3 separate regions of the Homo sapiens genome follow, and all the other regions are linked to region 2. Evidence: chromatin loops called from intact Hi-C (ENCODE). Cell type or tissue: Calu3. All regions are shown on one strand. Region 1 overlaps CUBN (cubilin). Region 2 overlaps CUBN (cubilin). Region 3 overlaps CUBN (cubilin).

What was found. A loop is a pair of places that touch in the nucleus more often than their neighbours do. Peaks named below come from ENCODE experiments on the same cell type or tissue, not always from the same donor. Only the 100,000 strongest peaks of a DNase experiment are listed, where the experiment ranks them.
Region 1: it touches region 2 in a loop (6-fold over the local background); 5 of 110 quality-filtered maps call a loop at or near these places.
Region 3: it touches region 2 in a loop (6-fold over the local background); 7 of 110 quality-filtered maps call a loop at or near these places.

Annotation. Positions count from the first base shown.
Region 1 is chr10:17,114,470-17,116,969 of GRCh38, forward strand. It overlaps CUBN (cubilin), which reads right to left. Exons shown (of 67, transcript NM_001081.4): 7 at 1,002-1,128. Among named protein-coding and RNA genes, the nearest start is that of CUBN, 14 kb to the right of the region's middle. RefSeq lists an enhancer at 699-1,898. In Calu3, no CTCF peak of the experiment used is centred here; DNase peaks (open chromatin) are centred at 932 and 1,292.
Region 2 is chr10:17,062,319-17,064,818 of GRCh38, forward strand. All of the region lies in intron 22 of CUBN (cubilin), which reads right to left. Among named protein-coding and RNA genes, the nearest start is that of CUBN, 66 kb to the right of the region's middle. RefSeq lists an enhancer at 1-1,134. In Calu3, no CTCF peak of the experiment used is centred here; DNase peaks (open chromatin) are centred at 363 and 993.
Region 3 is chr10:16,890,293-16,892,792 of GRCh38, forward strand. CUBN (cubilin) reads right to left here. Exons shown (of 67, transcript NM_001081.4): 55 at 79-235. Among named protein-coding and RNA genes, the nearest start is that of RSU1, 74 kb to the left of the region's middle. RefSeq lists an enhancer at 979-2,178. In Calu3, no CTCF peak of the experiment used is centred here; DNase peaks (open chromatin) are centred at 1,209 and 2,309.

The DNA.
Region 1 (2,500 bases), 52 kb after region 2:
GTCAATCAACTCAGCCTGCTATGTTTTTAGAGGGAAAAACACCCATGTAGGCACAGACCTTGGAAAATCAATTCCGTTTGTTTTTCTTTGGAAAGTTCTTCCTCCTACCCACCTCCTCAACCCTTCCATCCCCATCATTGGACGGGAATTATTTTCCATCACATGGGTAGAAAAAATACAACTAAAAATAAAGAATTGAAGTTCTCATGAAGAGCCAAGCCAGCCAAGACTGGACAACCTTGAGGGTCAGGAGTCAAAGTCATCAGGACGCAGGGCATGGAGGGTCGTTCTGGGGAGTGGGCTCTTAGAGTCTGCAGCAGTTCCAGAGACCCAGGCCGGGAAAAGTCAGACTCCTTGAAACCACATGTTGCCAACAAGACTGGTCCTTTTATATTCCTGTGTTTTGTCACTGTTAAAATAAAACTTACAAGGCCAAGAGAAGGTCTTATCTCAGAGAGAGTCATGACGGGATAATAAAAATGGTCCCATTTCGGCCGGGCACGGTGGCTCATGCCTGTAATCGCAGCGCTTTGCGGGGCTGAGGCGGGTGGATCACCTGAGGTCAGGAGTTCGAGATCATCCTGGCCAACATGGCAAAACCCCGTCTCTACTAAAAATACCAAAATTAGCCAGGCATGTTGGCATGCTCCTGTAATCCCAGCTACTCAGGAGGCTGAGTCACGAGAATTGCTTGAACCTGGGAGGTGAAGGTTGCAGTGAGCTGAGATCGTGCCACTGCACTCCAGCCTGGGTGACAGAGTGAGGCTCCATCTCAAAAAAAAAAAAAAAAAAAAATCCTATTTTACATAATGACATCTTAATCTCTGGGTCCTACTTCCTGCATAGTTCATCTCCCCTCCTCGCCTATGTCCTACTTACAGACAGGAAGTGACTTCACCTCTGTAAGCTCCAGGTAGTGCTTGTATGCAGTGGGCATAGGAGGAGGAGGAGCTACTAACCATGGCTCTCTGCAAGGAGGCACATTTGGGGAAGGGACCCACCTCTCCAGCTTGCTCTCGCATTAAATCCTCACAGATGCCATGGACACAGCGTGCCACAGAACCCCCTTCACAGTCGTCATATTTGGATGCACACTGGGGTCCGTACGTCTCAGGTGGGCAGTGACAACTGTTGGTTACACAAGAGCACAATGTCAGGGCACGCGCTTTGGGGCCAGTGCCTGTCTCTTAATATCAATGAGAAAAATAATTCAAATTACAAATCAACGATGTTAACTTGGAATCGTCAGCCAGCAATGCAAATTTACTGACTGGAGTCTCGGGAGAAAATCACTCTGCTGTGCTCCAAGTGGTGGATTGAGTAAATACAATGTTGGTGAATCACAACTTATTATCTGGTAAGCCTAGCACTATAAATTCTTGTGTTATCAGGTCATCAAACAGCATTTTCAAAGGTCAGATGTGTATAAGCCAAAGGTAATGGAGTTAGTTCAAGAAGGTAAAGGGAGAGATCAGCAAATCCATTCATCATCTGTCCAATTGGACCTGCCATGAAGCACAGGCAACGTGGGCTACACTGATAACTCTGAATGCTCTCTAGGATTATATAACCCCACACGCAATCCAGTGTCCACACCTCACAGTCTATGATCATTATTATTATCTTACAAAGGGCAATATGTCTTCTATCCATAAAAAGCGTAGTTATATAATATAATACAGTGGCATTTCTTTCATAGCCACACTTGAATTTCCAACAAAATGTGGTAATTATTACACTATGCGTAAGCTAGCAGTGGGTGCTTTGTTACTAGAAGATTTAAGTCCAATGATAATCAAATAAGCAATGTTGTTTTAAGCCCTTGTCATTGTTAAAGCTGCTTTAGCCTTATCTCTGCAGCTTAATGGGAACTTCTATGATCTGAGCATGGGAGCTAGGGGAGGAGGAGGGTAGAGGAGTCCCAGAAGCCTAAGCCTATCCCCACATGCCAGGGCACATCTGATGGAGAGGTAGGGCCAGGCCCAGAGGTTGCCGATTGCCGGACTTGAGCAGAATTGGCAAGAAAAGCTCTCATGGGGGAAATGACTGTTGGTGCCAGGGGTCAGAGACAAGGAACAGGGCGTGCCTGCGTGGCCAGGCCTCCCTCCCATGCCATTCTACAAAGGAAAAGAGCTATTTTAACAAGACACAGTGAGGTACAAGGAGCTTAGTAATGTTCATGGATGACAATGTATGAACGACATTGTGGGAAATTAGCATTTGACTGTTTGAAAGGCATCAAGAACCAACCTCCAGGCACAGGATTCGGCTTGCCTGTGGTGGGCCCCAGAACCAATTGCTGGGGTGGCAGCTTTTTGGCAGTTTCTAAGGAAGAGGAGAGCAATGAGTGTGGCCAGAAATGGAGAATAAGAATGCAGGGAGCACCATCCATGCATTCAAGTCGGGAGGCCAGACTTAGCAAATAAAAATACAGCATGCCCAAATAAATGTGAGTTTCCAATAAATGAATATTTTTTGGTATAAATATGTTCCATGCAAT
Region 2 (2,500 bases):
CTGTTTATACTTTTAAAGTTCCCTCTTAGCAGGATTATATATTAATGTATATGCAATACATGTTAATAGAATATAAAATTTTACTTTAAATTGATAACATTAGTCAATTATAGTCTCTCAGGATTCAAATATTTTGTAGTTTGAATGAGCAAAATCTAATACGTTAAATTAAAGCTTAGTCTTGTAGTTTCTAAGAACTTCGTAAGAGTTTTAACCTGTTAAACCTGTACTTGTTAGTTCTTTTCTTTCTGTTTTCCCAGGCACATCTGGATAAAGGCAGAAACAAAGTAACAAGGGAGGAAGTCCCAGTAATCACAAGAAACCAATCTTTTTTCTCCCAAACACATATTTTGGGGCTGACATCATAGCCACATGGCACAAACTACAGATGGAAAAGTATCTGAACTCAAATCCGGAAACTTAACCTTTATCAGATGAAGACAAGAAAGACTTCAGCAGGCAAACTCACACCTGTTGGGCTGAGGAGCTAGAAATCAACAACCAAATACCAACATTACTGCTCTGGAAATAACTTCTGTTAGAACAATAAAGTAAGATGAGGGCAAATGACTGAGCTTCCCTTGATGCTTTTCCCTGATGCTATTTTATTCTGCAGAAAATATCCAACATACGATGACACCTGAAAAGAATGAGTCCTAGCATCTCTGTGTTTCCACACCAGCAGCTCACTCTGACTCTGGCTGCCTTCTAGGTCTAGCCACTGCCTTAAAGTACTAGCCCACCACCTGGTGTCACCAGCCCAACACCAGCTCAGTCTCCTGACACCAGCCCTTCCCTAAAAAATGCTGCAGGACCCCCCCTCAGCAATGCATGAGAGCCGATCTCTCAGGTCTTGATCTATGGGAAACTGTGACAGGCTCCAGAATTATAAACAGAAGGTGTGTTGTGTCTTCCTGGATCTCGTCATCTGATTGCTATTTAGAATGGCTTGACTGTGTTAGTCAGACCTATGAGTTCATCCAACAACAAGCGGGCACAGTGACCAGCCGGGCTCAGCCCAGGGACAGAAAGCAAACACTCCCTCGTCTGTGATTTCAGCCTTATGCAGACCAAATAGAGGCCAAAGTAATGATTATCACACAGGGAAGCCAGCTGGAGAATCTTTTGAGTTTCTATGAAAACATCGTCTCCCCTTCACTTTTATTGCTTGCTTTTTCTTCTCTCTTTCTTTATAGTTTCCTTTCCTGTCCAGTTTGCTTCTATCTCTTTTCCTGACTCATTTTTATTTTACGTGTATCTTATCTTTCTGAAAACTTTTAGAATTAAAATCTAATATCCTCCCTGCCCAATTATTTTAACTGCTCTGGGTTCTTTCTGCACAAAATATTGCCTTACAAGCTAGGATGGTAATAGAATTGTTTTACAAAGGTATGTCTTACTTTGCATATCATTACAAAGATTTCCACATTTTCAGGAGGCCCTGCCTGTATTATATGTTATCTAAGATACAGCCAGTTTATTCATGCACCAAATTAAAATTATGTTCATAGATGATTAAAGCCAGAAGTCATCTCTCGAAGATTACCAAATCCAATTCCTTAATTTTACAGATGAGAAAACTGTGGCCTAGAGAGTTCAAGTGACTTGCTCCAAATCCTGATCTAATATTCAGTGTGCTTTGGGGCCAAACATACCAGACAGATAAAACTACAACAGCATGAAAAATTGTGTGCACCCTATAATTTCTTAAGAAACCAATTTTGGTCACTGGATGTTAACCACCTGAATGAAGTCCAGTGAATACGTCAATCACACACCATAGCCTATTGTAACTGCCAGGGATTCCATTTCGCATGTGCTTGCACTTGAGCTGGATAATGAACTGCTCCTGCAGAGGTTCCTACCTGGGAGAAAAGTATTGATTGATTCTCTCACACTCAGGATTCTGGAGCAAATCTAAAGCCATGCTTTTGAACATAGAACTTGAACTGCTGCAGAGTTTTGCCTGAAATGAAGAGTAGTGGCCAGCCCCTCTGAAGGAGAAATAAATGGGAAATTGGGTAAGATTTTGAGTGGGAGATGTTTAAACTTTTATTTATTTTAGGGAGTGGGGACTTTAAAAGATAAGCATCTGGGGTTCTCAGGATGCCAGAGTGTGTCACAGGGTGCATGTCCCAACATAGGAAAAGCTACCAGTTCTTTCTGGAGGGAGCTCAGTGAATTGTACCATGCTGCTGGGGTAATCCCAAAGCGGAGAAATGCTTGGAAGCATGGTCACCATATGCCTACTATGGGTCTATGCTGGATGTTATTTGGGTCCTTTAATACAATGATGCAAAAGGAAAGCTCAGAGTCTCTAAAAAACAACACATCCTAGGGAAACATGAGCCTAACGAAATATGACTCCTTCATCAATCCCATGCACAGGCTCTTGGGGCTGGGAGCATCTCTGGTTCACATCTTACCTCAAAGACTGTGCCTGCAAAAGGGATTTGTTTCCTATACTTCATTTGCAAAGGGCATAGTAATAATGAGAAAT
Region 3 (2,500 bases), 170 kb before region 2:
AGGTTTAGCCAACCCTGCCTGCCTGTGACAACCACACTCCCGCAAAGACCTCTGGGTTTGGTTCTTAGGGCTACTTACGGCTAACAAAGGACGCGGAGAAGCCCTGAGCTGGTGCCTCCTGAGACTGGAAGACGGCAGTGAATGTGTTACTTGGTGTGATAACGGGACCCGGAGCCACGTTCCCACAGCCAGTGGCTAGCAGGGCTTTGTCCACCTCCTCAGTTCCTGCCCACACCTAGCACGGACATACACAGAACTTTAATGCTCAAGGGTTTCCCATCAATATTTTAATGCACTTAGGTTTCAAAATAATGGCACTCACACGTATACAGAACTAAGCATAAGAGTAAACAAAACATGGACAAATCTGTAGTATTTTCTTTTGAGAATAATTTTTTTAAAGCTGTTTTTAAAATAGCATGTCCCATTCTTGACTTCTCTAAGGAGATGGTGTTCCTTTTTGCATAGCTGGGTGGTGATTTTTTAAAAATCCACCTTCCTGGATCACTGTTCGGTTTCCTCATAACTTCTAGTTGCCCTGACCTAGCCGAGCTTCCCGGGTGCTGAGGGAGACGGAGCAGCCAGGTGGAACTCAGCCCTGCTCCTGGGAAGATAGCAGATTGTGGTCACAGCTGGACAACACCAGCAAGCAAGAGGCACATCGTGGTGCATGAAGAAAGTGGGCATGAATTCCAAGTATACGTATAATCAGCATGAAATGGAATAAATCAGAACACTTCTTGGCTGTGTGGAATTGTAGGGTCCATTTTGATGAAAAGCTGACATCCAGTCAGTGTGTGCTATTCACCAAAAATTTGGTTGGCAACTCCCAAGTAGACCTGGGCTGTCACTTAATTGGTCTGGCCACCTCGAATGACTGAATTTATATACTCATGCAAAAAACAGTTGCTAGGAAATAAACGGTGAGCACCAAAATTCCAAATCAAACCAATTCTTATCAGTCCAGGGAAAAACAGAGACATGAATCACAGAATCATAAATTTACATGCAAAATTCCAGCTATAAACAAGGCATTATGATGGGGCTGTTGAGAATATATAATTGGTGGCTTTACCTAACTGGGGGAAGTGAGCCTGCCCCGAGCGAACCCCGATGGCAGGAAAGGCCGTGGCTAGTTCAGAGAAGAGAGAGAAAACCAAGGAGGAAGGGGTGAGGAAGCCTGCAGAGGGGGCTGCAGGACACGTTAGAGACTCGGGCCACTGTCCTGAATACAGCAAGGAGCCACCAAGAAGATTGGTTTTTGGAAAACATTACAATTCGGAAAATAGGAGTCAGAAAGGATGCCGGAAAACAGTCAGGTAGGTTTTGCCCTAGTTCAGGTGAGAGATCATGGTTATCTACAATGCTGAGTCACTCAAGGAAAGTATGCATATTAGGTAATGAATATACAAAACTTGGGGGAAAAAAACCCCAAAAACATTAAACATATTAACCAGAGAAGCTCGTCCTAGTTCAGAGGTCTCAACTAGGAGCAATTTTGGGACCTCTGGCAAGGTTTGTAGTCATTTTTCTATTGTCACACTCGGTGTGATGGGTAGTATCTAGTGGGTAGGGGCCAGGACTATTGCTACACAATCTGCAATACCCAATATGCCCTTTCTATCAACAGACAACTATCTCAAACAAGGATGTAGTTGGATGTGTATTAATCTTACTTGACTATTCAACATTTTCTTCACATGGAATGATACCAAATTACTCATTCCAAACACATCTCTTCTCAAGGATATTCCTCACCCACAGCAATAAAACATCAAGTCATTAAAAACATTTCTATTGGGAAATCAGTCCATAGCAAGAGATGTGAAATAGCACTGATTCATAGCATTGGTTTAATAATTCTCAGCTCTTTAAAGCCGTATTGTTTCAATTGATTTTTAAGCACTGGGTATCCAGCTGTTAGTCATCCTACTGAAGACAAATTATATTAGCCATTTATTAGATAAGGGAGGTGCCTGGCGCTGGACCTACTGAGAACAAAAGTGCAGATATTCTGCCAAATGCCTAAGATCAATAAAAATGTCAGGAAAAAAAATGCACCTACTCAATTTTACTTAATGATCTCTAATTAGATTTCCCCCTAATAATATATCCAAGGAAACAGTATATGGCAGTTTTTTATCCACATTTCATAAAATTATAAACACAATTTATCAATAGATAATCTGTATATATATTTTATATATATATGTATTTTTTTGAGACAGTCTCACTCTCACTCAGGCTGGAGCGCAGTGGCACAATCACAGCTCACCGCAGCCTCGACCTTCTGGACTCAGGTGATCTTCCCACCTCAGCCTCCCAAGTAGCTGGGACTACAGGTGCGTGCAACCATGCCTGGCTAGTTTTTTGTATTTTTTTGCAGAGATGGGGTTTTCCCGTGTTGCCCAGCCTGGTCTCAAACTCCTGGACTCAACTGATCTGCCTGTCTTGGCCTCCAAAAGTGCTGGGATTACAGGCATAAGCCACCATGCCTGGG